Regions from separate parts of the Mus musculus genome. Here region 1 is linked to region 2. The links are chromatin loops, found by intact Hi-C in ENCODE. Cell type or tissue: left cerebral cortex. All regions are shown on one strand. Each heading gives the region's core, and the rest is flanking DNA. Links, peaks and the distances in the headings are about the cores only.

Region 1 (16,916 bases), core at 4,859-12,858, 100 kb after region 2:
GATTAGACCACAATAAACTAACTAAGCCTGAATTTGGGAACAGCCGATGGTAGGCTTAACAAATGGAGTAAACTGGCATTTGCAACAACTCAGCATTGACTTGGATTTATATAAAATCCTTTGGATATCTGCTATAAATTCTTAAAAATTCTTATAGGAAATGATAACTAACTCCTGTTACTTTGTGTTTGTGTGTGTGTGTGTGAGAGAGAGAGAGAGAGAGAGAGTTTTAATTAAAGGACAGGCCTAGTAGAACTGTCCAGAAGGAAAAGGATTAAGGAATCATCGTTCTCATCTTAAATGGGAGATCATTCCGATACGTTTAAGCATGGTTGTCCTGCCGTCATGTGGTATTATTGGATATTGATAATTCCACAATGTGGAGTTATGCTTTGGCCTTCGAAGACTTGGTTGATATGCCAATGAATTACTTTTTCAGTGTTTCTTACCTTGATAATTTGTCTCAGTATATGAACCATGTATTAAGTAAATGTTGAAGGGCTAATTCCATAAGATAACTGCACTTCACTATAATTCTTCATATATCTTTTTATTATAAATTTCATATACATACTAGTGGCTACTTGTTTCAGTTACAAAGGCTGATAATTATAGCAAATAAATTTCCTTAATTCATAAAAATAGGAGTGCAAATTATTTGTGAAGAATTAAAGAAAAACTTTCTTTAATGAATACTGTATAAGGAAATGAGTTTGGACCAAGCATATTTTTGTCTATCCAACATTTAACCTGCCTTCCATGTGCATACATTTATATGTCTAGGTAGAGAAGTTCAGAAGTTGTTATGCTTTCACTGATTGAAGCTAACTAAATCTGGGAATTCCGCTATAGACATGCTCCTAAGCCACATATTAGGAGTTTTCTCGCGATACAGATCTCAGAATTGGAGAGTGGCTTACCAGTGAAGAGCACACAGGCCCCTTGCAGAGGACTCTGGTTCTGTTTCCAGCACTCAGACAGCCCACAATGACCTGTACTTCTAAGGCTCTGATGCCCTCTTCTGGCTTCTGTGGGTTCAGCTCTTCTTGATGCTGGTTCAGTGATTCTGATGAAATTGTCTTTGGGGGCTTGGGAGACAGCCAAAGACCTTAGTGCTGGTCCCAGAGCCCATGTAGACACCTGATGAGGTAGCATGATGAGGTACCCAACAATGCTGAGTCAGATGAGAGGTTGGATCCCTGGAAGCACACTGGCCGGGTAGCCTAACTTACTTGGTAATGTTCTAGGCCAAGGAGAGACCCTGACTCAGTCAAAAGAGGTGAAAGTACCTGTAGACCTTCATCCATGTTGTCCTCTGACCTCCATAAATGCTCTGTGCACGTGCATCCATACACACACATACACACCATGTACAGCACAATAATTAATAAATAAATACATTTTCTTTCAAAAGTAGAAAAGCTAACTTTTGGAGACTTTGAAGTACTGTAGTTTCTTTGGGCTTCCTTGGGGTTGGTGTTGAACCTTCCTCCTCCACACTTTACAAAGCCTTCTCTTGTGTCAGAGATCTCATCCATTCCCACGTCCTCAAATGTAATTTATATACCGTATGATGATACACTATAAACTTAAAGCACTTGGCAAAGTCTCCTGCCTAAGTTCAGACCTGTATGTCTAACACCTTATGGTACATTTCTCCTTGGGTACATGACTGACAGTGCAAACTTTGCATGTCCAAAAGCTAATTCAAGTCATACAATATGCAACCTACAATTCTTTTTAATATTCCTAACCCCACGTTGCTGGAAGGTGCCATTCATTTTGTTTACCCACTACAAACCACCACGTGTTGTTGTTGACTTGTTCTAAAAATGTCTTGAGTTCTACTCGCCTCGGCCATCTCTATTGTCTTCAGTTACAGACCCCACCAGTTTTCTGCCTGCCTAGCTGGTTTCACTTAACCTAATTTTTTCCTTTTATTCATCACAGTAGCTACAGTGAGCTCTACTCTACATCCCAGTGTGATCACAGTATTTGTCTGCTTCAAAGTATGTTGCCATGTTACAACAAAGATCAACTTTGACGGCATTATGCTAACTGAAATAAACCAGGGACAAGAAGAGAGATAATGTATGATTCCAATTCTGTGAGAGTTGAATGGTTAAATTCATAGAAGGGAGAATCGTGGTTGCCAAGAACAGTCTGGGAGGGCAGGGAGGAATGGGGAATTAGAGACTGCATAGGTTCAGTTGGTGATGATGAGGAAGTTCTAAAGACATTCAGGTGTAGCTTAGTGCTAGAGTTTGTCCTCAGCACACGAGAATCCCTAAGTTCAAGTTTCAGCAACTACCCAAATTCTCAACATGGATGGTGGTAATGACTACACATATAACATGAAGTTGCTTACTGCCACTGAAGTATACTTTAAATTATTAAAAATAGGATGTATTTTATGTTTATGAGTGTTTAGCCTGTATGTGTGCCTAGTGCCCATGGAGGCCAAGATGTCTTCATCAGATCCTCTGGGACTGGAGTTACAGATGGTTGCGAAATGGCATATGGGTGCTAGAACTTGAACCTGGACCCCCTTAACCAACTGGGCCATGTCTCCAGTCCTGAAGGTGATAACTTTTGTATACATTTTGCCACAATAAAAACCCTTGTTTTTCATTGCTATTATGTAAAGACTAGAGTACTTGACACTCTGTAGGAGGCCAGTGTGGCCAGGCCCACCATTCCAGTTCTATGCTGGTTACAGTGGCTGCCTTGTAAGTTCTTCCTGTAGCTCACATACACCTTTCTTCAGACTTTTCCCTCTGAAGTTCCTGCTCTGAAATAAAATGTTATTTTCCCCTTTCACTTTGCAAACTACTCATCTGTCTAACCTTGGTTTCTATGTCACTTTCCCTAGGACGTTGTCCTCAACTCAGCTTCTTATCTACACTGTACCTGCACCTCTGTCTCACTGGAGCACTTGGTTATAGGCCTGTGCCATCCTGCTCATTTCAGAGTCTGCCTTGATTCCTGTTTTGTTTTGTGCTATGTTCTGTGCTTGTGTTCCAAGTCTGTGTTCTGAGTCTGTTCCGAGTCTGTGCTTCCTTGGGCTTGGATGCCAAAGCACAGAGGAAGAACATGTAGGTTTTGATGTCAAATGTCTATGCAGGCACATAACCAGCTCATTTGCTTCTTGATCTACATGCCAAGAATAGTTCCCTTCACCCCCAGCCCCCGCCTCCCCACCGCTGCTCTCTTCAGATTCCAACTCACTGTTCTCTTCTTGTGAGTGAGAATATCACTTCCATGAGCTTGTTACATTACAGAGCAAAACAGATTATCTGGGTAAATCTAATCTAGTTACACAGGCTATTTATTTATTATTTATTTATTACAGTACACTTTCATCATGTCACTTCATCTCCCCACTCCGAATCTTCTCAGGCGTCCCCTTCTCTCAAATTCAAGTCTTCTATAACTATTATTGATATGTATCTTATTTACCATCTATCTGTATCTATCCATCCTGAGTCCAATTAGTGTCGAACTTGTACAAGGGTGTTAGGCTGACCTCTTAGGTGTGGCACTGACTCTCCTTCTGCCAGCTGCATATAGGGGTGAGACCTCAACTAGGGGTGAGACCTTGAGGCCCTTGTTTAACAATTTCCTCCCAGATTGAAACACTCCACCTTACTGGGAAGTTCCTTAAGCTGGAAGGTAAGCTACTCACAATAGCTTCAGTAAATCCTCATAACTGACCAGATTCACCAGGCCTCTCCCTGCTGGTGTAAGCAGCAGAGTCCAGAATGAAGACTCTCAGAAGAGCAAAAGCTACAAAGAAGACAGAGACCAGACCAGCTGCCTGGAAGAAGCAGAAACCAGCCAAACCGGCTGGAAAAGGTTTAGATCAGAGTCTGCTGGAAAGGAAGCTCTCTAAGCCTGTGGCTGGGGTGGGCTTTGGTAATGCAGCTGTTGTCATTTCTGCTCCTATAAGTAACCTCTCACCCATATACCTGTAGCTAACACCAATTCAACTCATTGGTTTACCAATCTGGACTTTGGTGGTATCTGTAGGGTTAAAAAGTCTGACCTCACTTCCAGGTTTTGAAAACCCACCAATCCCTGACTTGAAACCCACAAATCCCTGAACTGAAAAGCCCAGTTTCCAAGCTCAAAATCTATCAATCCCTGGACTCATCCCAAGCTCAGCACTTGAAGTCCCACCTATCCCCACCCTGGAAATACACACTCTGGAAAATTCTGGCCCCCAAGAAACCCTCTATAAAGCCAGCTTCCTGCTCAGTTCTTTGCTATTTCTCTTCCGAGCAGAGGCAGCCACCCTCTTGTGTCTTTCCCAATAAATCTCTGTGTGGGGTGTTGTGCAGTGTGACTTTGGGGTACTCCTTGGCCCCAGACTACCAGGGTACCTTTCCCTTCAGAGCTGAAACACTTCCACTGGGGAACCCGTTCCCCTCAGAGCTGTAACACAGGATCTGTACTATGGTCTGTCACGGGCTCCCCATCTAGGGTGAGTAGACATGTGTGTTGCCTCTCTCCAACAGCTCTTTGCCCATCTTTGCCTGAGCATTTACTGGCATGGTCTAGTACGGGCAACTGTAGCTATTGAGATTTCGTGATACAGGTCACACAGACTGGTATGTATGTATGTATGTATGTATGTATGTATGTATGTATGTATGTATGTATGTATGTTTTGCCCTGGGGCCAAGCCTGATAACCCGAGTTCTACCCCTAGAACTCATGCTGGAAGGAGAGAACAATCTTCTGCAGGGTGTTCTCAGGCTGCAGTGCTGGAGTGTGCGCACCTTACACACAAGTCAGTTTTAGAATAAGTCAGATTTGATCCTGAGGACAGTGTAGCCAAGTGGAGTGGATTACAGCTTCCAAAGAAGTAGGGGTCTCAGCTCCACAGATGCCAGGAAAACAGTGTTCTTAGCAATCTCAAGAGATGTGTCCAAAGCACTCAGCTCAAAACAGTTCTAAATTGTAGTTTATTGTTGCCAGAGTAGTTCACCAAGCAGTTCTTTCTCTAAGAAAGAAGCAAAAGCCTGCTCGCCTTATAAAGCCCAGGCTCCCTCCACAGTGCTGTCGCACATCAGCATCCTTCCATGGCAAGCACAGCTCTGTAAGCTGCCTGTAGCTGGTAGGTTTTGTTGACTCATGATGACAAGGACTTTCTGTGCTGGTTATGACTGGAGATAGTAGTGGTTGAGGGCAATCAGGATGAGTGCAGTTTGCAATACACGGCTACATGGCTACAGGCGATTGGACTTTGGGTATTTAGACTGTGGCATCTATGTTGATTTACCTTTAACACTTTGCCCAGCCCAGTCAAGACCATGATTTCAATCGTTTTACATATGCTGAGAATGTGGAACACAGCCAAATGTGGCAGAGTTCTGACTTAAAGAGTTTTGAGGTAATAAATGGGCACTTTCAATCACCGTGTGTGTGTGTGTGTGTGTGTGTGTGTGTGTGTGTGTGTGTGTGTGTGTGTGTGTGTTATTTTGGTACATAGCACTGGAAAAGTAATTCGAAGGGATTACATAAATGATTGCTAGGATCATAGGGGCTGTAAAGGAGACGCTGGATCTAGCCAAGATTGGCTGAGTCTTGCTCAGATCCGCATAATGGCTCAGTTAACCTGTAGGGTAAAAAACTCCAAGCTCACTTCTGGGTTTTCAAAACCCACCAATCCCTGGGCTCACTCCAAGCTCAGGACTTGAAATCTCAGCAATCCCCCTCCGCCCTGGAAATCTCCAACCTGGTAAACCCTGCCCCCAAAAAACCCCATACAAGAAGCCTGCCTCTGCTCAGTTCTCTGCTGCTTCTTGCCTGAGCACAGGCAGTCAGTCACCCTTTCGTGTCTTTCCCCGTGTATCTCTTGTGTGAGGTTTGTTGTGCAGTGTGACTCTGGTATTCCTTGGCTCCTGACTGCCAGGATACCTTCCCTTCAGAGCTGTAACACTTGAATTGGGGCAGTCTTTCCCCTTAGGGCTGTAACACTTGCATAAACAACAGCCCGAGGGATAATGCATGGAGGATGTATTAAGCTAATAAGTTTTAGATGGATTTGCTATGTGGCTGAAGCTAACTGCTGCATGTTCTGAGGTGAGAGAAGTACAGATCCAGTCTTAAGTGAACAGCTTCATCATACTTCCATAGACAGTTAAGACCTCGGGAAGGGCATGCATGGGTTCCGAGTCTGAGCCCAGCACTTTGTGTGATACCATTTGTTGAGTACTTTTTATTAGTACCTAGGTGAAAGCACTAATGTAAACTATATAAATCTAAAGTGGATGTTTGTAAGACTTGGAGGATTCTATGCTATATTTTCATTTTTGAGTTAGGTAATCTCAGTCACACTCACTATTCTACCTTTAACTAATTTTCTCACCTAATGAGTTTGAAAACACAACTTACTTTACAAAAATATGACTATAAGCTGTAAATTCTTAGGAAAATATTAGAAATTATGAGCAGCTGTCAGTTTCCACATAGCTACCACAGAAGCTCAATGACAGTGATTATAACCAGCTATGCTGTATACACATAAACTTCATATCCATATACCTATTAGCATTTGTTCTGAGGCAGAACTTACATATGTCAGCCAACCTCCCTGCTTGATCAAGAGACACCAATTAGCCACTGTGAAAGTATGAGTACAAGCTCAGTTCATGGGTTATCAGTATGTTCTAGTACTGCAACTGGAGAGAGGAGCTGATAATTTTAGGCTTGATAGGTTTTAAGTACAGTCTGATGACTGCATCAACTAATACTGATTTCACGTGGACTGTACTAAGCTGGGGTCATTTCAAGTCTGTATAGGTCTATGCCTCTATGGAATGTTTCTCTCTCTCTCTCTTTCCCTCTCTCTCTCTCTCTTTCTTTCTCTCTCTCTCTCTCTCTCTGGGTGTGTGTGTGTGTAGGAATACAGGCACAGTCATCATCACCACAACCTCTTTCTTGCAGAAATCCTTTTTGAAAGGTTTTACATTTGTTTAAGATGGACACTCACAGACTTAACTTTCTTAAAGGTATTTGTTTTCTTGGTATACTAAAATGACACATTTGTCAAGCAGAGACTCTTAACAAAAAAACAAAAACAAAAACAAAAAAAAACTAAGAAAGGCAGAAGAAAATATTCCTACCGAATAATCAAATCCTTTTTGACTGCCTTAGCTCTTGCTGTTTTCACAATCACTGGGTCCGCTGTCACAGTAATCCTTTGACGCCTTATAGCTGTATCTATGTTTATCTAGGCTGCCTTCAAAGTTTCCATTTCCTAGTTGTCAAACGTGATGGATGACAGACAGGCCAACCCTGGTAAGAGCCTGCCTGGCTTGTTCAGACCCAAACTGAGCTGAACTTCCTCAAGTGATGAAGGATTTTGTTTTGTTTTTCGAGACAGGGTTTCTCTGTGTAGCCCTGGCTTTCCTGGAACTCACTCTATAGACCAGGCTGGCCTCGAACTCAGAAATCTGCCTGCCTCTGCCTCCCAAGTGATGGGATTAAAGGCATGTGCCACCACCGCCCGGCGAGGAAGGATTTTATTATCGGAATTTCTCAGTGTTGTGAGCAGAAGCACGGAAAAATAAAACCCGTACTTTTGGAAGATCTAGAAACTATACACTAAACAAATCAGTTCTTCGGATATCCACAATCACTAATGAAGTAGCATGTGGCCCACAGCAAACACATAAAAAGTAGAAAGCTGAATATAACTTTGGGGTTGAGCCTGTCCTTGCAGAAAAAAAAAAAGTCGGAGGATGGCTTTTCTGTCTTTTAGACCAGCTTCTGGAATGTATACGTGACACTCTAGTCCAATCACAGTAACGTGCTGAACTCTTCGTCCTTGCACTATGATCGATAGATGAAGCTCTGCTCTCCAGTTAAAGAGCTAGTTTCTTTATATAGACCATTGGCTCAGGTAGAGATGTGTCAGTCGGGGAGACTCCGCCCCTCTCGACCCCGTGACCCGTCCCTCTTCCCAGGCAGCCGGACTTTGGCGAAGTGGGCGGGCCGTGGGCAGGCCCTGGGCCATCGTTTCCAGGGCAAGAGCAGAGCGGACCCTGAGCCCTCTGCAGCAGCCAGAGCCGCAGCCACTGTCGCCTCGCAGCCAACCGCCACCATGGTGAAGATCGTGACAGTGAAGACGCAGGCATATCCGGATCAGAAGCCGGGCACCAGCGGATTGCGGAAGCGAGTGAAGGTTTTCCAGAGCAACGCCAACTATGCGGAGAATTTCATCCAGAGCATCGTCTCTACCGTGGAGCCGGCGCTGAGGCAGGAGGCCACGCTGGTTGTGGGCGGGGACGGCCGCTTCTACATGACCGAGGCCATCCAGCTCATCGTACGCATCGCTGCAGCCAACGGGGTAAGGGACGCGCGGGCCGGGCTGAGCGTGTGCTACGTGCGGGCTTCTCTGGGCCGGCGCTTCCGTGCGCGCCACCATCCCGTCCCCGCCCCGCGCACGCTCCCTTGACCTTGGCAGTACCCCCGCCCCCACACCCCTATTCGGCTTCCCGTCCACCCCATCCCCCCACACCCCACGTTTCGCAATGGCTATGCCGGGGAAAGGTGAGCCCGCCGTGCAGACCCTGCGTGGCGCTGTGCTATTCTGGTCTGGGATTGGGGCACCTCCCGCTGACTCGAGGCCAGGTGTTGGGAGGGCCGGGGTGACCGGAGCACTCATCCCCCTGGGGCGTTAAGCCAGCGATCTGGGCCCGCAGGTGCCAAGCCTCTCTCCCTGCCCTCTGGTTGGCTTGGGAAAGGCGCTTCCTCCCCTGCCGGGCCTGCTGCCTGGGTTCAGGCTTTTGAAAAGTCCAGTCTCTGCTGGACCTGTTCCACCAAGGGGGCTGGACCTGAATTTTCATTAAAGCAATAACAATATACCCAAGGGCTCTCTTATGCAAGCTGTCCTGACAGGCCAGGAAATTAATGCAACGCCCCCAGTTCCGCCCCCTGGTTAAGAAGGTTAACTGTCTTAATTGAGCAGGTCCACTAGAGAGGTGAAACTTTTTTTTCTCCTATAAATCTGATGATTTGTAAATGTGGATTTGGAATTGGTTATTTGTTTCTACAAGATACTTTAAAAGAAGTTTTAAGGAACACGTTTTCTTTGTATATTTACAATAACATTGGACTTTCTCTCAGCTCCTCTGGGGCCCATTCCCTTCAACAATAACTTGTATTTCAACTTATTTCAAGCTGCCTTGCCAAGCACCGTGACAAACATTTCACTGGTGTGTCTCAAGAACCCTCTTGAAGCCCTATAAGGAAGACGCTATTATGGGTACTTTAAAGTCACCGAGGAGAGTACTAAAAAGCCTGGGCAGGTTAAAGAATTTACCAAAACTATAACGGGAACATTGAATCCAGCACGGACCTTCCGGTACCACTTGAGTGGCTTCTGAAAATCGAGGGACTCATAAATTGCAAGACCTTCTTTTTCCAGTTTTCAAGATCTAAACTGAGCTCTGTATGTAGACTTTCCTGGATGGGTCAGACATTGACAAACAGAGAAAGAAGTTGGGATTTGTATCTGTATGCCCAGGAGTGTTCAGACCACCACAGCTTTCCATGTGGGAGAGAGGCCGGTCAGCTCTGTGGGGAGGATCCCTTCAGCTCCACCCTTGCTCACAGGGGCCTCATTCAGCAGTCCCCTGGCCTATGCCCAGGACAGAGAATGGGTGGGGAAAAGGAAGGCTCCCAGGCAGGAGTGAGCCTTGTCGGTAGGAGCTTTTAGCATAGTGTGAGTTTTAGGGTTCAAATGGATTTCTGCCACTTTGGGAGTACTGTGGAGTGAGAAGGAAAGCGTGAAGACAACAACAGAAAGTTACTAAACATCATCACGCATTAGCCACTGGCCTGTTGCTCTTCCCTCTTTGGCCAAACTCTAATAGTTCCAGGATTCCTACACTGCCACTCGCCACCTTATCGTCGTCTAAGCCCTGCTGCTTCCGCCTCTCTGCTGAAACGCCCCCTCAGGGAGGGTGACTCTGCTTGCTCATTCCCTGTAGCACTGTTGTGGGCCTTTACCTATGCCCTGCATTTGGCTGACTTTGCGCTTAACAGTCTCATTCCTTGTCTTGATCACGCCACTGATCGTTCCCACCATCCCATGGCTCGCCATACTTATACCCTAGGTCTTTGTCCCCAGCTTGCTGCTCAGATTCTCTTAAGCATCGCTCCTCCCCAGGGGTGATTCCCTTAAGATCAAATCTCCATAAAGCAACTGCTCCTTTCTCATAGATACCACTAGAGTAGATTAACACAATTCCAGTGAATTTATGTTTGTAAGTCATATGTGCCCATTGGAGACTAAGCTTAAGACAGGATTGCATTTTACATGAAGGTCTTTCCTTGGTACATTCAAGGGTATCAGTCCAGGACCTCTGCAGTTAGCAAATTCTGTAAAAGATTACGTCTGTAAGAAATAAATTGTCATGGTCTGTTTTCAGCGTGAGGTGCAGTTAGAGCTCATCAGAGAGTGGCGGATAAGCAGGAGACCTGGGCCTTTCTCTGCTAGCTGCTAGCTGCTAGCTGGCATCTGCTTGTCTGAACACTCTGAAAGCTGAGAAGTTGCGGGCAGGCTGCACTTTGACTGTGCCATAATTAGAAAAGGGGGTATCTCAGGTCCCAGAGTACTCACCACCAGGTAGGGCTTTGCATTGTGAGCCAGGAGAACAGGGGCTTTGGGAAGGCAGGCATGCTAGAAGAACTGAAGACTGGGCCTCTCTGGAGCATTGGTCTATGGGAGAAGAGAGAACAGGACATGATCAAGAACTTCAGAAAACCCTGACCTGTGCCAAATCAGCCATTTTTGCCTTTTCTCAATGCTGGTGCCTCTGTCTGCAAAATGGTTTATTAAAAACTGCTTCACTACTGCTAGTCTCTCGAATTTGTTATTGTATAGTGAGGGTCCTGTAAGATGGGGTGCTTAATTGCTTATAATCCACACAGTTACCTTAAATCATCTTTATATTAGAAAACTAAATATGGCATAGACGCTGTGCTGTGTGAGAATACAATGTAGGTGTCACATTTGTCTCATATTACTTTTTTTTTTTTTTTCTAAACAGGGTTTCTCTGTGTAGCCCAGGCTGTCCTGGAACTCACTTTGTAGACCAGGCTGGCCTTGAACTCAGAATTTCCCCTGCCTCTGCCTTCCAAAGTGCTGGGATTAAAGGCGTGCGCCACCATGCCCGGCTTCATATTACTTTTTAATGTTTATTTGTGTATGTGCATGTATGTGGGTGCATGTGTCACAGCAAGCTTGTGGGGGTGGGGACAAGTGTGGGATGTGGTTCTTTCCCACCATGTGGGTCTTGTGGACTCAGGCTTAGCAGCAAATGCTCTGACTGGCTAAGCTATCTCACTGGCCTCTGTATAATATTTTATTCCATTATTTTTGTTCTTTCTGAATATTAACAGCCCTTGATTGGTTAAACCCAGGGGTGTGGACCTGGTGAGCAGAAAATTCAGACTGTACCTACAGTAATGTGGACCAAAGGTAGTACGTTTGATGACTCCTTGTCTGGTTGCCCTGAATGGTCAATCACCAATATAGACAATGTTGCCAGCACAGATACAAAGCCAAACCATGGAAATGGACTTCTTGTCCACAATCTGTACACTCAGGAAAGAGCTGTCTGAGCAGGCTGGATTCCAGAATGGGCCTGAAAATGTACTGACCCAAACATGAAGGCTTCTATGATCACCAATCATATCAGCCAGAACTTGACAACTTTGTTGTCTTCCACTTGGGATGAATACGTCAGTTTTGGCCTATGTTTATGTGGGTGCAGGTGTGCCTATGTGTATATGCACATATCTGGGTTTAGAGACCAGAGTGTTGTTCCTCGTGCACCATCTATACTTTTCCTTAGCACAAGGCCCTCTCACTGGCCTGGAACTCTGCACACACGTCTGGCTAGCCAGCAAGAGCACATCTGGCTAACCAGCGAGCCCTGCTAAGCTGTGCTGTATCTTTAGGGCAGCCCTGGCTTAGCAGAGAGACATCTTTGAGTCACTTTGTTATAGACTACCCGTTTAAAAGGTTTAATAACTTCCTGCTTCTTAATTATTCTTAGTTATCAGCAACTTTTGAATGAATCTTCAGTAGGCCGTACTTTCTGATTTTGAAATACCAGGCTGAAGGAGATAATGTCTTTTTTTACTTAGGATATCTTGGCTTCTGGGAGGGGTTGACCAGAAGAGATTAAAAAAAAAAAGAATTATTAAAATAAAAATAAAATAAAATAGAAACAAAAGCAGAATTATTAAAGAGAGGACATTCTTGATTTGAAAAACGTGAGACTGAGCTGACTGGACTCTCTCTGTCTCTGTCTCTCTTTGTCTCTCTGTCTCCCTCCTCCCCTCCCTTCCACCCCCCTCAGTGTGTGTGTGCGCACGCGTGTGCATGTTTTTATCTGGATACATGTGTATACATGCATGCAGAGATCAGAGGACAGCCTTAGGTGTTCTTCAGGTACCATCCACTCTGTTTTTGACGTAGGTTCTCTCTTTGGCTGGCACTTGATAAGCCATCAAGGATAGCTGGCCTGGGAGCCCCAGGCTTCTTCCTGTTTCTGCTCCTCCAGCACTGGGATTGCAAGCTCAACTGGGAGTTTTGTGGGGAGTTTCTGCACATGGGGCTCTGGTCCTGATGCTTGCACTGCAGCCTTTTACCGAGTCAGCTCTCTCCTTAGCATGGGAGCTGAGGCCATGGCCTGCAAACAGAGAACCTGCACCCACCTCTCAGGAGAGGAGAGCAGCAGGAGGGGCAGGCAGGAGTAACTTAGTCTTTGCTACATATGTGCTTTTTTTGTTTGTGGGTTTGTTTGTTTTGTTTTGTTTTGTTTTTTTTCTGGTTTTTTTGAGACAGGGTTTCTCTGTGTAGCCCTGGTTGTCCTGGAACTCACTCTGTAGACCAGGCTGGCCTCGAACTCAGAAATCCGCCTGCCTCTGCCTCCCAAGTGCTGGGATTAAAGGCGTGCGCCACCACCGCCTGGCTTGTTTGTGTTTCTTAACCTTCAGTGTTGGGCATTGATCCTCACCAGAATTAGTTAAGCACTGCACCACTGAGCTGTGTTTCCAACCCCTGGTCACATAAGACTTTATTGAGTTGGGTTTTTTGTTTGTTTGTTTGTTTTTTGAGAAATTCTCTTCTTCAGTTTCACAAGTGTTTTCTCTAAAAATAAATGAATAGCCCTTTCTTCTTTAATGTGGTCTATTGCTACAGCATTCAAGACTAAAAAGGAGGCTGGGAGATGACCCAGTGGTTAAGATCACTCTTCCTCTTTAAGAGGACCCAAGTCCTGACAAGACAGTTACAATTTCTGGCTTATATACCATCTTAGTAGAGGAAGAAGGGAGACACTATGGGCTTTGTTAGAAAACGTGACTCTTAGGATAAATAATAAATGGGCCCTTAAGAGATCAGTGTAGAAATATGGTAGTTTTGTTGTAGTGCATTTTTTCGGGGGGATGGGTAAGGTACTAAAGAGTCGTCCCTGTGAAGCATTCCAACTCTCAAACATACGGGAAAGTGCGCTACCCGATAGGTCCAGCCACACAGGTGTAAGAAATTGAGGCAGGGAAGATTGAACTGCCCCATCGACTCTCCCCGGAGCACCTTGGAGCACTTGGCCATTTGCCCAGTCATAGCCTGACTTCACCTGATTCAGAGCTGAGCTCATATATGGGGAGCTCCTTGCCCATGTTTTAAAATCACCATCTAGTGTGGTAAGTTTTCAGGGTCTGTGAAGGACCTTTGGTGGAGAGTATGGAGAAGGCTTTTCTCAGCTGCTGTCCTCAGGATAGAAATGACCACAAAGGGTGTTGCAGTTGGGGTTTTTGTGGCTGTGACTTGGGGAGGGAGCGATTTATCTGACTAACACTTCCACAGCATTGCTCATCATAGAAGGAAATCAAGGAAGGGACTCAATCAAGGCAGGAACCTGGAGGTAGGAGCTGATGCAGAGGCCACATTGGGGTATAGCTTGTTTCCCGAGGTTTGCTCAGCCTAGGGATGGTACCACCCACAGTGGGCTGGGGCCTCCCCCATCGGTCACAATTAAGAAAATGTCCTACAAGCTTGTTTACAGCCCAGTCTTACTGGAGCATTTTTCTTAATTTAGTCTCCTCTCAGGTGACCTTGGCTTGTGTTAAGTGACGGAAAAGGAGCCAACACAGAAGGGCAGCCCTGTGGGCCGCAGGAAAATGGGAATGAGAACTTGCTCCGACTGTCCATCTGCAAAACTCTGTGCTAACTCAGTCTCTTTCCTTGTATTCACTTTAATCATTTCACTGTAATTACAGAAAATAGATTAACATAATCAATATCCCAGTGAAATTATGATATAATGACATCATTTTCCCCTTCCCTTTCCTCCCTCCAAGCCCCTCCTCCTTTCTCTCTCAAATGCATGGCCTCTTTCTTCATTCATTGCTGTTACACACACACACACACACACACACAACCTGCTAAGCCTGTATAATATTACTTGCACATATATCCGCAGGGCTGACCATTGGTATTGAATAACCACTTGATGTGATCTTTCCTATTCCCTCCACTGTCAGCATCCCTCAGTTGCCTGTAGTGCTTTGCGTAGGGTCAAACTTTCCTCATGCACCTTAGCATGTCTGTTGTAGTCTCATTCCACTTCCATTTAGGCAGTCATGTTGGTGAGGCTTTTCGGTGTAGCTTCTGAAGTTTCTAGGGAACACAGTCTCACATCACACTTCCTAATCCTCAGCTCTAACAACATCTCCTTTCCATCTTCTGCCATGATCTCTTAGCTTTGGGTGCTGGAATTGTGTTGAATATTTATCCACAGGGACTGGGCTCCACAGCATTGGGATTTGATTGGTTGTGGTTTTTTTTCTCTAATGGTCTCTATCTGTACCAAAGAGAAGTTTCCTTGAAAAGTGGCAACTGTACTCTCCAGCCTAGAACTGGAGAAGGCTGTGCCAGGTGCACTTCTTAAACCACGAACTGTGGTCGTGAAACGTGGTTCACTTGTCCTGCTTCTTGGTAGTGTTGGAACTTGCACTTTGGTCTTCTGATATTTCATACAGTTGGTCTTTTCTATAAATAAGTATATGTCATGGGGCACAGCCGCACATGCCCATAATCTCAGCAGTCTGGAGGCTAAGACAAGAAGTCTGTGAGTTCAAGGCCAGCATGGATTCTTAAGTGGGACGTTGTCTCCTAACAACAACAAAAGGCAAGCTATAAACACAAGTGAGTATATGTCAGAGAAAGTGGCTCCAGGGGTTGTGACAACATCCTCATTCAGTGGCTGAGGACACTGGATTTGGCAGTGTGGATGGACTTCCAGAGCTCTGATGTTCAGGTGAATTCTATGCATTTACAAGAGGACCCTAGATAGAACAACTTTGGTGAATTCCAACACACATGACATTGAGTGTGTGTGGCCATCTACAACATAGAGAACTATCTTCTCAAATTTAGCTGACTTCTTCCTTTTCCACTCTCTAATGTCACATGGGATGTGAGATCCGTTTTCCTGCAGGAAAATGCTCAAATTTGTTTTCGGCTGCTCTGAAGAAAAGTGGCTCAGCACAAAATGTGTTTTTTTTCCAGGTTACAGTGGTGGGGTCATGGGGGACCAGCGGAAGCCCCTTGATATCCATGGGCTCACACGTTACTTTCAGAGATGCATTCTCAGGACAGCATTGTAAATGCCAGGTTCCCACTCTGGGTGGCTGAGAAGCACAGCCGGTCTAAGTGACTTTAAACAGGAAAAGTGACTTTAAACTCCAGGGCACCTGGAGTGAGGCCATTTTCACCACTCCTGGATTGAATGAAAACTAATTTTGGAATCATAGTGTGAAAGAAGGATTAAAATCCACAAGAGAAGGTTTCTTTCTCTTGATGGTTGCTATTAAAAAGTGGAAGCGGAACTAGATGCCTATAATCTGAGGACCAGCTAGCCTCGCAGGGGTCAGTGGGGACAGTAGCCCACATCCAGATCATATGGGAAGTTATACTGTACTCTAGTGTGTGTTCCACAATAGAGTGGAAGGTGACACTTGAGTATAGCCAAATCGCTCTTCAGTCCTTTGCACAGATATGTAGAAAACACGTAATCCAGTGTATTCATCTATAGAGGACAGCAGGACCAGGCTAACACTCAGAGCTGTGTAGGGAGCAGAGCTGAGCTAGGGCCTGTGGTCTGTGAGTAACATGGTGACAGAACTGCCCGTGTTGTTGACATCTCCCTCTTCCTTTGTCTGTCTCTGTCTGTCTGTCTCTGTCTGTCTGTCTGTCTGTCTCTCTCTCTGTGTGTGTGTGTGTGTGTGTGTGTGTGTGTGTGTGTGTGTGTGTCAGTTGTAGTTAGCTAAATTCTGGCAAGGGAAGTACATCTTTGCTATGACTACATTGCAAACTTGTCATTATCCTGAGCTGCACATATGGGAAGCCCATAGACTGTAGTTTAACATGGGTAAATTGGAACATGATGGCTTTGGGACTTTCTGCCTGCCTTATGTTTGAAATCTCTTTGTTCCAGCAACACTTGACCCTCCCACTGTAGCTCAGTTTGGCTGCTCTGGAGATAGATACTCCGAGGTGGCCCCCAAAGTGAACACTGTATATACTATGCAGTCTATATGGTGATCCAACAAGTAGGTTAGGCCCGGCCTCCTGTGGTCTCATGGCTTTGCCATCCTGCTCATGCTTGCCCACCTGATGGCAGATGTTTTCCCATGCACCCCGCTTGCTCTTACCCATGTTTGGGTCATAGGCAGCGGAAAGAGATGTGCCTAGGAACCATCTTTCCAGTATAGCAACAGACGCCTGAGTGGAGTCAGCGTCAGAGGAGGAAAGGCTTATTTAGCTTACGAGAATTTTCAATGGGTGGACTGTTGTCCCCATTGCAGTGGCTCTGTAGTAGCACAGTATG
Region 2 (13,298 bases), core at 1-8,000:
AGTAAAAGCGGTTTCACTTGCCGTTAGTAATATGTAAGCAAAGATGTGGTGTAAAATTTCTCCATATAGTCTAAAGCAGCTGTTCTCCCTAAGCCCCCTTTTAAGTCTGAGCCTGATTTTAGCCTTACACTCCTGATCCCATCCTCCTGCCTCTCGCTCCAAAGCACTGTGTTTACAGGTACCACCACCACATCCGTCTTCGGATAATTTTTTTTTAAACAGCAACTTTATCAGTCACTTAATATTTTCGATCAACTATTCTATTCATGAGGATTGAAAGCCCTGGTGTTTTAGTCCAAGTTATTTTTCCACCTCAAGTCTAAGAGTCAAGGTTGCAACCTAGATTAATCATGTTGCCTCTGGCTTGAGAACACACATAGAAAACAAGAGCACATTTGCTTGGGGAGACGAAAGAAATTAGGAGCAGCAATTAGTTGACTCACCAGCTTCTCTTTTTGAAAAAGGGCCAAAGGCTCTTAGAGAAACTATACTTACTGAGAACATAAAATGGATAATCTCTAAATCTAAACAAAAACAAACAAAACAAAACGTAAAACAATTTAATTTGGTGGTGATTCCTACTACTAAAAAAATGATATTCAAATTATAAAAGCAAGCAATCAAAGATTTCATCACACTAAGAAGCAGCAGCACCAACATGGCTGGGCACACCTGACTGTTCCTTCTCTAGCCTACCTCCCCCATGTAGCAAGCATTAAGCTGAATCCTATGCCATGCCCCTGCTATTGGACATAATCTTTTGCTTTTGCTATGATCTTAGCACACGCATACATAAGCCCAAACAACTGCTTATTTTGCTTGCCTTTAAACCTTAAAGGCTGTATGCAGTCTTCCTACGAATCTGTTCTTCAGTCACTGTTTTTAAAATCCTAACCATTGTATCTTCATTAATTTATTCCTTTCCACTTATTTTAGATTCATTCAGGCTACACTTATTTCCCCAATTGCTTTTCTTAAAAAAAAAAAAAGAATAGAATGTTATTTTCCAGTCAAATATAAAGAAAATTATGAGTGAGTACAGATTACACCTTTCCACAATTGCATACCAAAACGTCATCATTTCAACATCACTGAAAATCAGTCCAGTTTCTGGGACTGGAGAGATGGCTCAGAAGTTAAGAGCACTTGCTACCCTTACAGAAGACTGGGGTTCAGTTCCCAGCAACGGTATGGTGGCTCATTATCATCTCTGACTCCAGTTCTGGGGCACATGATGATCTCTCCTGGCCTCCCTGGGTACCAGGTTGTAAGTGATTCATATACATACATGCAGGCAAAACACTCATCCACATTATAAAAAAAATGGTTTTTTTTTTTTTTTAGCTATCTTTTATAAGAACTTCCCAAGGTTTCTATTAGTACCACTTTGACTTCATAGTTTATCACATTTAAAAACAAAGCATCTCACTAACGAAGACGGAACTCTGCTACCAAAGCAGTGGTTCTCAACCCTTCTAATGCTGCAACCCTTTAATAAAATTATTTTGTTGCTACTTCATAACTTTAATTCTGCTACTGTTATAAATCATAATGTAAATATCTATATTTTCCAGTGGTCTTAGGTGGCCCCTGTGTAAGGCTGTTCGACCACCAAAGGGGTCATAACCCACAGGTTGAGAACCACTGCGCTACAGCGTGACTATGCTTCATACATGAAATTATTATGATGGCTTTAATCTCTTTGCTAAAACACATTAGCAGCAAAGCTGGGTCTAGGATGTAGTTCATCAGGTACAGTGCTCAGTTACTATACACAAAGCTTTAGGTTGGACCCCCAGCACTGAATAAACAGTGGGCGGTATGCAATCCCAGCACTGGGGGAGGTGGACGGAAAATTAGAAGTTTGTTGTTTTCTTCAGCTACAAAGTGAGTTTAAGATCAGCCTGGGTTATACAAGCCCCTGATTCTTTAGAAAAATGGACCAACCAACACAACTGCTAAAAATATGGGATGTCAATGTACTTAATGAAACTCTTCTAATATAACAACATCTACTCATATATTAAAGTTGCCAGTTGCCAGAAAAATATCCACTTCCAATAGATTTTGGTTCCTCACTTCTGTAAACAGATCAGGAACATAGTTTACACACCAAATTCATTTTCATTCTTTTCCTGCTTAAGTTTTGTTCCCTCATCTTTGCCAGCAATGTTATAATAGACATTTTTCTAATGCATTAAAAGATAAACCTTTTTAGAATGGTGAGTTAATAAATATTGTTATTTCCGAAGGTCCTCCTTCTTTTATGTCAGCTCATATCTTACACAAGTATCCCCGATAATATCTTAGTTTGCATTTTACTCAAACAGGAAAATGTTACCCTAGCAGGAAGTACCTAAATCAGCCTGGTACGGGGGTAGCCAAAGAAGTATTACAAGAGTTAGGTCTTCCTCCTCCCTCAAATTCTTTAAAAAGACCCTGTTTTTTTTAAAAACAAAACAAAACAAAAAAAAAAAAAAACCTGTTTATACAACCGCTAACTGTGCTTTATATAGCCTATGTAGGGTAGCCGAAGGGTAGCAGTCTAGCACAATACCCATCTCTACTATGGTCATTTTCGGTAATCACATTATTGGGGTTGGGCTGTAACTTAAAGATGACCCAATACAAACCCACTTTTTACTTTTTTCAAGCTTATTTTTATAAGTAAGAAAAGTAAATCACTTATTACTGAGTTGCTAAGTGATAATCTTAAGAATCTTTCAGTGCCTGAAATCCATTCAGTCCATGAAATCTCTCCCGAGTTTCAGAGAACTCACTACACAAATGCTTAACAAGCATTTAAAAATTCTACAAATTACAGAGAAATGTTTACTTAATATACTCTTTCATTCTTAGTCATTTCAAGTTAGACATTACTCAGATTTAGCCCGCAGCTTACACAATGATGTGAAGTTTTAAGAGTCAAAGAAGTGTTGGAAGGGTAGAGGTAGGTTGGGAATACCAAGCATCCCGACGCTGTCAACAGAGAAAAGTTTATAGAAATAAAAAAGACAAGGTGACCATGGGACGGCATACTCTTCCTGTATACTCTTTTTGCTCATAGAGGGCCCACAAAACAGCAACGTCTGGGGAAGGGATACCTACGGCATTTCGGGACTCCGTTGCTGGACAGAACCAACTGAGAAACCGCAAACGCGGAAGCATAAAAAGCCCGCGTAGTAAGCGCTGGATGAGGTGTCACCCCGTATGCAGCTCGCCGGAAACAGTCTCCGCGCGAGAAAGAGCCTGAACGTGTTCAAGGAAATGGTGCAGGGAGTCTAAGGCCAGAATCCATTTAGCCCCAGCCGCATGCAGCGCACGACCCTCCTCACTATTGTGGACATGCCAGCCTCGCAACAGATAAGCTACAATGCCATGGCTGTTCTCTCTCGGTCAATGGTCCACAAATCTCTGGTCGGAGCGTTTGGAAGGTGCTCTGCCTCTTATTTCCGGTGGCGGCGAGGCGCAGTTGCTATGGTAATCTAAAAAAGGCGGAGGTCTGTCCGGTTGCGCCGAGAGGTTCGCGGATCTACTAACGAAAATTGGCTGCTCTTCTTGGTTTGTGAGCTGAAATTAGGTAGCCACCAAGCCTCTCTCTTGCTCTGTCGCTCGCTCTGCTCTTCATTGTGCGGCCGCCTCTCCCATCTGCTACGTTTACTTCTGTGTCCTCCTAAGAGCCGGTGCATGCCCCGAAACACACAAGGGGATGCAGCATCGTGGCCAGAGGAGTACAAAAAACGGAGAGAGCTTGTCTGGGATTAGTTGTGACTGTTTCACGGTGCAGCGACGGTGACTGGATGGCTCTCTGTTTTCATTTGGCCCTTTAGACGCCTTAGGCGCTTTTAACAGTTTATTTTTCCTGCTTATTGTGTGCCTAGTTATTTATGGAGCCGTTTGCTACAATATACTCTCCAGGCCCCTGTCTCAGACTTGGGCTAGAATTTTAAATAAAAGGTGGTTTCCGAGCCCTAGGGGTGCAATTATATATTTATTTAAGCTTCAGTTTGGACTGTCTTCACAGGAAGGGAAAGAATAGAATTCTGGAACATTTCTGTCCAGGGATTTTCATGTGAGAATAACCCCATTTGGAAGGAGCACTTGAAGATCCTTAAAAATGTTTTTAAATTGCTTGCTGTAAGCCGAGTGCTTGCTCTTCCTTATTGGAATAGTTTTCTTTCCCGTTTGTGAGATGGCGCGCACGCATATGTGTTTAAAACCGATGTTTAATTATGGTGATACCAATTTGCAGTAACCAGACTGTGACACCACATCCCTATGGGGTCCTTCTAAATCTGGTGTAATATGAAAGTGTCAGGCAGGCGGTCTGTGTATTATAAATAGGGTACTTCATCCATGATAAGCGATTATTATCTTTCTTTCCCAAGTGTAAAAGACCTACATAATTCAAGAAGGTGCCAGTGATTTAGGCCTCCTGAGTATGAATCCAATGAGTCCTGAAGGGGACCCTACCTGTGTCATCTTATTGTTCAACTTGAACTATTCAATTTATTAGATTGGAATGTATTTTTAGAAGTCAACGCAGGATAAAGCAATGTTGGAAGCCATTAGACCACCAGAACAATTTTGCCCTGCATAGTAGCCTTTGTTCAATAAACCTTCATTCACATTAAAAGAAGAAATGACTGAGATTTCACAAATTACCACTGACTGGGTGACATCTCTGTCCCTCAATTTCATCATCTGTAAAATGGACAAAAAGTGCCTGGTCAGTGTAGAAAGGATTAAATAAGACGTTTGATTGTATATTAATGTCTTATGAGCAGACATGCTGTATAGACACTAAATATTATTACTAGTAAAGGAACTTTATAAAGCTCAATGTAATCGGTGGAACTTCAAATATCCAGTGATTTGACATGAGCTGTATTATAGAAATGTGAATGAAATGATAGTTAATCCTGCTATGGGGGGATCCAACTGCAGTTGATTTGCATTAAAAAAAAAACCTCACTGTTGGGGAATTTCACTCCATGTATGTTTTCTTTAGCATTTGTGTGTCCTGAAGTATTCTGTATGTTTCACATTTGTGAACTGTTGTAATCTTAACAACCCTGTGAAGTCTCCCCTGAAGTCTTATTTTGAGATGATGCATGTATGCATTTTCTTTGTTCTGATTCTTTTGGATTATGCTACATCATTGTTCTTTAGGATATCATTGTATATTTGAGAAATTATATACAGTGTGTATATCTATCCATCTATAATTAGAAATCAGTTATTAAGGACTTATTCTACTTAACATTTAAGTTCATAGAGATGTTATAATATTTATCTTTTTTATTCTATATATGCAAACTTTAATACCCTAGTACGCCACCCCATGGTGGCACATTTGCATTTTAGGTGATTTACATCGACGACTAAAGTAAAAAAAAATTCATTCTTTTCTAGCAGAATGGCCAGCAACCCTGGAAGTGATGCAGCTTTGGGTACTCAGAACCCACTGCTTTCTGGGAGTCCTCGAACAAAGAAATTCCCACTAACTGAACAGGAGGTGTTTTATATGAACTGTAGAGCCGCCTACTTAACTATCTTCAAAAGCAGCTTGGAAAACATTATTTCTAAAGATCAACTTTACCTAGGTAAATTTTTTGAAGTTGAACATTTTCTCTTATTTATTAAAGTTAATAGAATGAAAAGTTTGAATTAAAATTACATCATCAAATCATTCTAATTTCACAGTGAAACAAGCAAAAGAACTTTAAGAAACAATAGCTGTTTATCTTCCAAATTTTATACGTATCTCTCATCTATTTATCTATTTACACACACACATGTACACAGAGAGAGGATTGTGTATTCAAATCTTTCATCAGTTACTGCTTATGAGTTGGTATTGTTGCTGTTTTTTCAATTGAATTATTTCCCTTATTTTATTACTTTAAAAATTTTTTCTCTTTCCTCCTCTCCTCCCCACTTTTTGCCTCTCACCTGCCCTGCCCTCTCCACCCACCCCCTCCTCCCTTTCCCCCTAGAAAAGGGGAGGCCTCCCATGGACATCAACCAGCCCTGGCATATCAAGCCAGAGCAAGACTGGGTGCATCCTCTTTCACTGAGGCCAGACAAAGCAGCCCAGTTAGGGGAAAGGGATCCAAAGGCAGACAGTGTAGTCACATACAGCTCCCACTTCAACTTGAGGAGTCCCACATGAAGACCTAGCTGCACATCTGCTACATATGTGTAGAGGGCCTGGGTCCAGCCTGTTCATGCTCTCTGGTTAGTGCTTCAGTCTCCATGATCCCTCATCGGCCCAGGTCAGCTGACTCTAGGTTTTCTTGTGGTGTCTTTGACCCCTCTGTCTCCCTCAATCCTTCATCCCTCTTCACAGGATTCTCCAAGCTCCATTCAGTGTTGGGCTGTAGGTCTCTGTATCAGCTTCCAACCGTTACTGGGTGAAGCCCCTCTGACGATGTTAATGCTAGGCTCCTGCCTGCAAGTATAGCAGACTAGCATCAGTAGTGTCAGGGGTGGGCTCCCTCTCGTGGCACGAGTCTCAAGCTGGCCAGTCACTTGGTTGACTCTTCCCTGTAGGCAGGACAAATCGTGGGTTTAAGGTTTTGTGGCTGGGTTGGTGTCTTATCCTTCACTGGAATTCTTGCCTGGGTACAGGAGATGATCATGATTCCAGCTCCATATATCCCCCATTGCTAGGAGTCTTAGCTAGGGTTGTCCTCACAGATTCCTAGGCGTTTCCATTGTCCTAGGTTTTTAGCTCATCCCAGAGATGCCTCCCCCAGTGCAGTTGTCTGCCCTAATACTCTCTCCTGTCTTCCCCCCACCTCATCCCTTCTGTTTCCATCCCCATCTCCTCCTCCATCCAGTCTTCTCCTTTCACCACCACCAATGTCTAATCTGTTTCCCCTTCTCAATGAGATTCAAGCTTGCACCCTTAGGCTCTCCTTGTTACTTAGCTTCTTTGGGTCTGTGGTTTGTAGCATGGTTATCCTGTATTTTATAACTAATATCCACTTAAACATGAGTACCTACCATGTTTGCCTTCCTGGGTCTGGTTACCTCCCTCGGGATGATCTTTTCTAGTTCCATTAGCTTGCAGATTTCATGATGTCATTGTTTTTAATGGCTGAATAATACTCCATTGTGTAAATGTACCACATTCTCTTTATCCATTCTTCAGTTGAGGGACATCTAGGTTGTTTCCAGTTTCTGGCTTCTATGAAAAAAGCTGCTAAAAACATAGTTGTGCAGGTGGTATGATGGAGCTTCTTTTGGGTACATGCCCAGGAATGGTATAGCTGGGTCTTGAGGTAGATCTTTTCAGTTTTCTGAGAAACTGCCAAATTGATTTCCAAAGTGGTTGTACAAGTCTTCACTCCCACCAGCAATGGAGGAGGGTTTCCCTTGCTCCACACCCTCTTCAGCACGTGCTGGAATCTCAGAGTTGTTTTGATTTGCATTTCCTTGATGACTAAGGATGTTCAACATTTCTTTTAAGGATTCCGTGGGCATTAAAGATTGCTTTTTTGAAAATTCTCTTTATAGCAGTACCCCATTTTTAAATTGTGTTATTTGGTTCATTGATGCCTAGTTTCTTGAGTCCTTTATGCATTTTTGAGATCAGCCCTTTGTCAGATATGAAGTTGGTGAAAACCTTTTCCCATCTGTAGGCTGCTTTTTTGTCCTTTTGACAGGGTTTTTAGCCTTACAGAAGCTTTTCAGTTTCCCGAGGTTCCATTTATTAATTGTGGAGCTTAGTGTCTGAGCTATTGGTGTTTTATTCAGGAAATTTTCTGTGCTAGTGCCTTCAAAGCTTTTCTCCCAGTCTCTTCTATCAGGATTAGTGTATCCAGTTTTATGTTGAGGTCTTTGATCCACTGAGACCTGAGTTTTGTGCAGGATGATAGATATAGATCTATTTGCACTTTTACATGCAGACATTCAGTTAGACTAGCACAATTTGTTGAAGATGTTTTCTTTTTTCCACTGTATAGTTTTGGCTTCTTTGTCAAAAATCAAGAGTCCTTAGGTGTGTGGATTTGCTTCTGGTTCTTCAGTTCAATCCCATTGATTAACTTGTCTGTTTCTGTACCAATACCATGCAGTATTTTTTTACTATTTCTCTGGGGTAGAGCTTGAAATCAAGGATGGCTATACCTCCAGAAGTTCTTTATTGGACAGGATTGTTTTAGCTATCCTGGATTTTTTTGTTTTGTTTTGTTTTTCTATATAAAGTTGAGCATTGTTCTTTCAAAGTCTGTAAAAAATTGTGTTGGGAGCTGGAGGGATGACTCAGTAGTTAAGAGCACTGACTGCTCTTACAAAGGTCTTGAGTTCAATTCCCAGCAAACACATGGTAGCTCACAACCATCTGCAATGAAATTTGATGCCCTCTTCTTGAGTGTCTGAAGACAGCCACAGTGTACTGATATAAATAATAAATAAATAAATAAATAAATAAATAAGAATTGTGTTGGAATTTTGATGGGAATTCTGTTGAATCTGTAGATTGCTTTTGGTAGGATGGCTATTTTACTATGTTAATCTGATCCATGAGCATGGGAGATCTTTCCATCTTCTGTTATCTTCTTCAATTTCTTTCTTCAAAGATGTGAAACTCTTGTCATACAGGTCTTTCACTTGCTTAGTTAGAGTTACACCAAGATATTTTATATTATTTGTGGCTGTTGTGAGGGATGTTGCTGCCTTAATTTCAGTCTCAGCCTGTTTATCATTTGTATAATGGAAGGCTACTGATTTTTTTTTTTTTTAGTTAATTTTGTATCCAGTCATTTTGCTGAAGGTGTTTATCTATTGTAGGAGTTCACTGGTAGAATTTTTGGAGTCACTTATGTGTACTATCATATCATCCATGAATATCGATACTTTGACTTCTTTGTGTCCAACTTGTATTCCCCTTGATTTCTTTTTGTTGTCTTATTGCTCTAGCTAAAACTTCAAGTACTATATTGAATAGATATGGAGAGAGTAGACAGTTATGTTTTGTTCCCAACTTTAGTATAATTGCTTCAAGTTTCTCTCCTGTTATTTTGATGTTGGCTATTGGCTTGCTGTATATTGCTTTTATTGTGTTTAGATATATGCCTTGTATTCCCATATCTTTCCAAGACTTTTTCTCTCTCTTTTTTTTGTTTTTTTTGTTTTTTTCTCTCTTTTTAAAAACATTTTTTTAATTTAATCTTTTTTTTTTTAGTCCAGACTTTATCTCCCTCCCAGTCCACCCTCTGACTCCTGCCCCCTGTCTCTACAAGGATGTCCCCATACCCCTCACTCCCACCCCACCAGATCTCCCCACTCCCTGGGGCCTTCAGTCTTAGGTGCATCTTCTCTGATTGAATCCATACCCAGCAGTCCTTTGCGGTATATGTGTTGAGAGCCTCATATCAGCTGGTGTGTGCTGCCTGGTTGGTGGCTCAGTATCTGAGAGATCTTGGGGTTCCAGGTTAGTTGAGTCTGCTAGTCTTCTTATAGGGTCACCCTTCTCAGCTTCTTCCAGTTTTTTCCTAATTCAACCACGGGGGTCAGCAGCTTCTGTCCATTGGTTGGATATAAATATCTGCATCTGACATTTTCAGCTGCTTATTGGGTCTTTCAGAGGGCAGTCATGATAGGCCCCGTTTTGTGAGCACTCCACAGCCTCAGTAATAGTGTGAGGCCTTGGAGCCTCCTCTTGAACTGGATCCCACTTTGGGCCTGTCGCTGGACCTCCCTTTCCTCAGGCTCTTCTCCATTTTTGTCCCTGCAGTTCTTTCAGACAGGAACTCTGGGTCAGAGTTTTTGACTGGAATGGCAACCCCATCCCTCCACTTGATGCCCTGTCTTTCTACTGGAGGTGGGCTCTACAAATTTCCTCTTCCTACTGTAGGGCCTCCCTTTGAGTCCTGAGAGTCTCTCACCTTCCAGGTCTCTGGTACATTCTAGAGGGTCCTCCCACCTCCTACCTCCCAAGGTTGATTGTTTCTATTCTTTCTGCTGACCCTCAGGGCTTCAGTCCTGTTTCCCCTACCCAATACCTGATCATGTTCCCTCTTCCCCTCCCTCTCCCCTTTCCCAACCAGGTCCCTCCCTCCCTCCCCACTCCTGTGATTGCTTTCTTCTCCCTCCCAAGTCGGAGAGAGGAATCCTCACTTGGGCCCTTGAGCTTATTAACCTTCTTGAATTCTGTTCATTGTATTCTGGGTATTCTGTACTTTTTGGCTAATATCCACTTATTAGTGAGTAAACACCATGCATGTCCTTTTGTCTGAGTTACCTCACTCAGGATGATATTTTCTAGATCCATTCATTTGTCTGCAAAAGTCAGGATGTCCTCATTCTTCATAGCTGAGTAGTATTCCATTGTGTAAATGAGCCACATTTTCTGTATCCATTCTTCTCCCATGGGACATCTAGCTTGTTTCCAGCTTCTGGCTATCACAAATAAGGCTGCTATGAACATAGTGGAACATGGGACCCTGTGGCATGGTGGGACATCTTTTGTGACCCAGTATATGGTCAATTTGGAGAAGGTATATGTTTTGGTGTTTGGGTAAAATGTTCTATTGATATCTGTTAGGTCCATTTAAGTCGTAATATCTGTTAGTTCCATTATTTCACATTATTTAGTTTCTATCTGGATGACCTGTCCATTGGTGAAAGCACAGTGTTGAAGTCTCCTACTATTAATATATATGTGTGTGTGTATGTGTGTGTGTATGTGTGTGTGTGTGTGTGTGTGTGTGTGATTATGCAGCATAATGATAGATCCTGTTTTCGCATCCATTCTGATAGACTGTGTCTTTATTGGGGAATTGAGTCTATTGATATTGAGAGATATTAAAGACCAATGACTGCTAATTCTTGTTATTTTGATGTTGTTGTTGGTAGTGTGTGTGCTTCCCTTCTTTTGGATTTGCTGGTATGAAATTATTCCCTGTTTTCTTTGATGTAGTTAACCTCCTTCAGTTGGAGGTTTCCTTCTAATAACTTCTGTAGGGCAGGATTTGTGGATAGATATTGTTTGAATTTAGTTTTGTCATGGAATATCTTGTTTTCTTCATCTAGGGTGATTGAAAGTTTTGTTGGGTATAATAGTCTGGACTGTCATTTAAGGTCTCTTAGAGATTGTAAGACACTGCCAGACCCTTTTGGCTTTTAAAGAAGTTGAGAAGTATGGTGTAGTTGTGATAGATCTAACTTTATATTTTACTTGGCCTTTTCCCCTTGTAGCTTTTAATATTCTTTGTTCTATACATTTAGTGTTTTGATTATTATGTGGCAGAGGATTTCCTTTCTTGGTCCAAACTATTTGGTATTCTGTAAGCTTCTTGTATGATTATAGGCATCTCTTTCTTTAGGTTAGGGAAATTTTCTTCTATGATTTTGTCAAAAATATTTTCTAGGCCTTCAAACTGGAAATCTCTTATTATATTCCAACTATTCTTTGGTTTGGTCTTCTCAAAAGTGTCCCAAATCCTGGATATTTTATGTCAGAAACTGTTTAGATATAACATTTTCTTTGGCCAATCTATCGATTTCTTCTACGCCTAAGATTCTCTCTTCCATCTGTTATAGTCTGTTGTTGATGCTTGGGTCTGTTGTTACTGTTTTCTTACCTAGGTTATCCATCTCTAGGATTCCCTCAGTTTGTGTTTTCATCATTGATTCTATTTCCATTTTCAGGTCTTGAACAATTTTATTCATTAAAAACATAAAAAATAAGCCGGGCGTGGTGGTGCACGCCTTTAATCCCAGCACTCAGGAGGCAGAGGCAGGTGGATTTCTGAGTCCGAGGCCAGCCTGGTCACAAAGTGAGTTCCAGGACAGCCAGGGCTATACAGAGAAACCCTGTCTCGAAAAAACCAACCAACCAACCAAACAAACAAACAAAAACCCCAAAAGAACCCATAAAAAATAAAATGCATTTTTACAACCTGTTTTCCTATATTTCTTTAAGGGATTTATTAGTTTTTCTCTTTAAAGGCCTCTATTGTTGTCATAAAATTAGATTTAAGATCATTTTCTTGTGCTTCAGTTGTGTTACTATATCCAGGGCTTGCTGTAATATGACAGCTGGGCTCTGTTGGTGCCATATTGCCCTGGTTCTTGTTCATTTTGTTCTTATGTTGGCCTTTAGCCATCTGGTTGTTGCTGGTGCTGGCAGGTTTCTAGGAATGCAGGCAGAGTTGTGGGCTAAAAAATGGAACATAAGGAACAGGGTACAGCTCACTGCTGCTGGGCGTGCCCCAGAGGGACCTGGCAGGTAGGGGTTTAGGGGTTGAGGGGGGTCTTACCTCATTGTCAGTGGGGCCAGCAGGCCTCAGAGAATGCCTGCAAAGCTGTGGGCTGGAAAATGGAAGTGGGGAGCGGGGGTGGGGTGGGGGGTGGGGTGGGGTGGGCGGGACCAGGTAGGCATACCTGTTGGTGTGGTGGTTTTTATTTATAATAATAAAATAAAAACATTTCTGTCATTTGTCTTACTAGTCTGATTTTTTAAAAGACTATTTTTAAACTGATTTATTTCTTTTGTTTTATGTATCAGTATTTTCCCTGCATGAACATGCATATCCCTTGGAGTAACAGACAGTTGTGAGCTGCCTTGTAGGTACTGGGAATTGAACCCAAGTCCTCTGAAAAGGCAGCCAGTACTCAACCATTGAGCCACTTCTTCAGCACCCACTAGTCTGAATTTTGACCTACATTAAAGAAAAGCTAACGGATATGCTAAACTTGAATCTAATGACTGTAAAAAAAAATAAATAACTAGAGATGAATGAAGTTTCAGATGAGAATTAAGAGTTGGGAAGTTTCATTTCTTATTCTACCTATTATCATATTTAAAATTTTTTTGGTTGCAAAGGTCCACCAGGTCACTGAGTTTGAGCCTTACAAGGCTAGGCTGTCAGACGACTTAGAGGTCTGGATGCTGGCAGTGCTTACTGGGAGCAAGTGGTGAATGATGCTAGAAGGCCATGCAGGTGACTCTTGGCAGTTTTACCAAGGCTAACATGAGCAGAGAAATGGAATTCTTTGCCTTCTTTAGAAATAATTTCCTTAAACTAAAATTCTGCCGTGTTTCTGCAGAAATGTCTTAAGTTTTTATGCATATGATCTTTCTGAGAAAATTAATTTGGAGGAATGATTAAAAATTGACAAGATTAACATATATTGCTATCTAAATAAGAGATTTATTAAATAGTTTTAAAACAAATGTGCATGATGTAAGCCATTTTCAAAATACGCATAATTTTACTTTGACTTATATAATATTAAAATTAGCAAACTTTCATCTTGAATTTTAAATATTTGTATTTAGTTGG

Evidence for each region. Hi-C counts contacts between places; a loop is a spot of excess contacts. Peaks named below come from ENCODE experiments on the same cell type or tissue, not always from the same donor. Only the 100,000 strongest peaks of a DNase experiment are listed, where the experiment ranks them.
Region 1: it touches region 2 in a loop (6-fold over the local background); 5 of 42 quality-filtered maps call a loop at or near these places.

The regions. Positions count from the first base shown.
Region 1 is chr4:99,921,456-99,938,371 of GRCm38, forward strand. Pgm1 (phosphoglucomutase 1) reads left to right here and starts at 7,996. Exons shown (of 11, transcript NM_028132.3): 1 at 7,996-8,356. The coding sequence starts at 8,111. It overlaps BC062258 (a long non-coding RNA gene), which reads left to right and starts at 8,363. Exons shown (of 2, transcript XR_003955079.1): 1 at 8,363-8,559; 2 at 9,190-10,872. In left cerebral cortex, for the core only: no CTCF peak of the experiment used is centred there; DNase peaks (open chromatin) are centred at 8,046, 8,294, 8,788 and 9,937; H3K4me3 peaks cover 2,337 bases; H3K27ac peaks cover 1,887 bases.
Region 2 is chr4:99,825,975-99,839,272 of GRCm38, forward strand. Itgb3bp (integrin beta 3 binding protein (beta3-endonexin)) reads right to left here and starts at 3,184. Exons shown (of 9, transcript NM_026348.4): 1 at 3,109-3,184. The coding sequence starts at 3,113. Efcab7 (EF-hand calcium binding domain 7) reads left to right here and starts at 3,471. Exons shown (of 14, transcript NM_145549.2): 1 at 3,471-3,580; 2 at 5,419-5,606; 3 at 7,396-7,405; 4 at 7,408-7,414. The coding sequence starts at 5,420. In left cerebral cortex, for the core only: a CTCF peak has its summit at 3,445; DNase peaks (open chromatin) are centred at 3,235, 3,453 and 4,132; H3K4me3 peaks cover 1,919 bases; H3K27ac peaks cover 1,446 bases.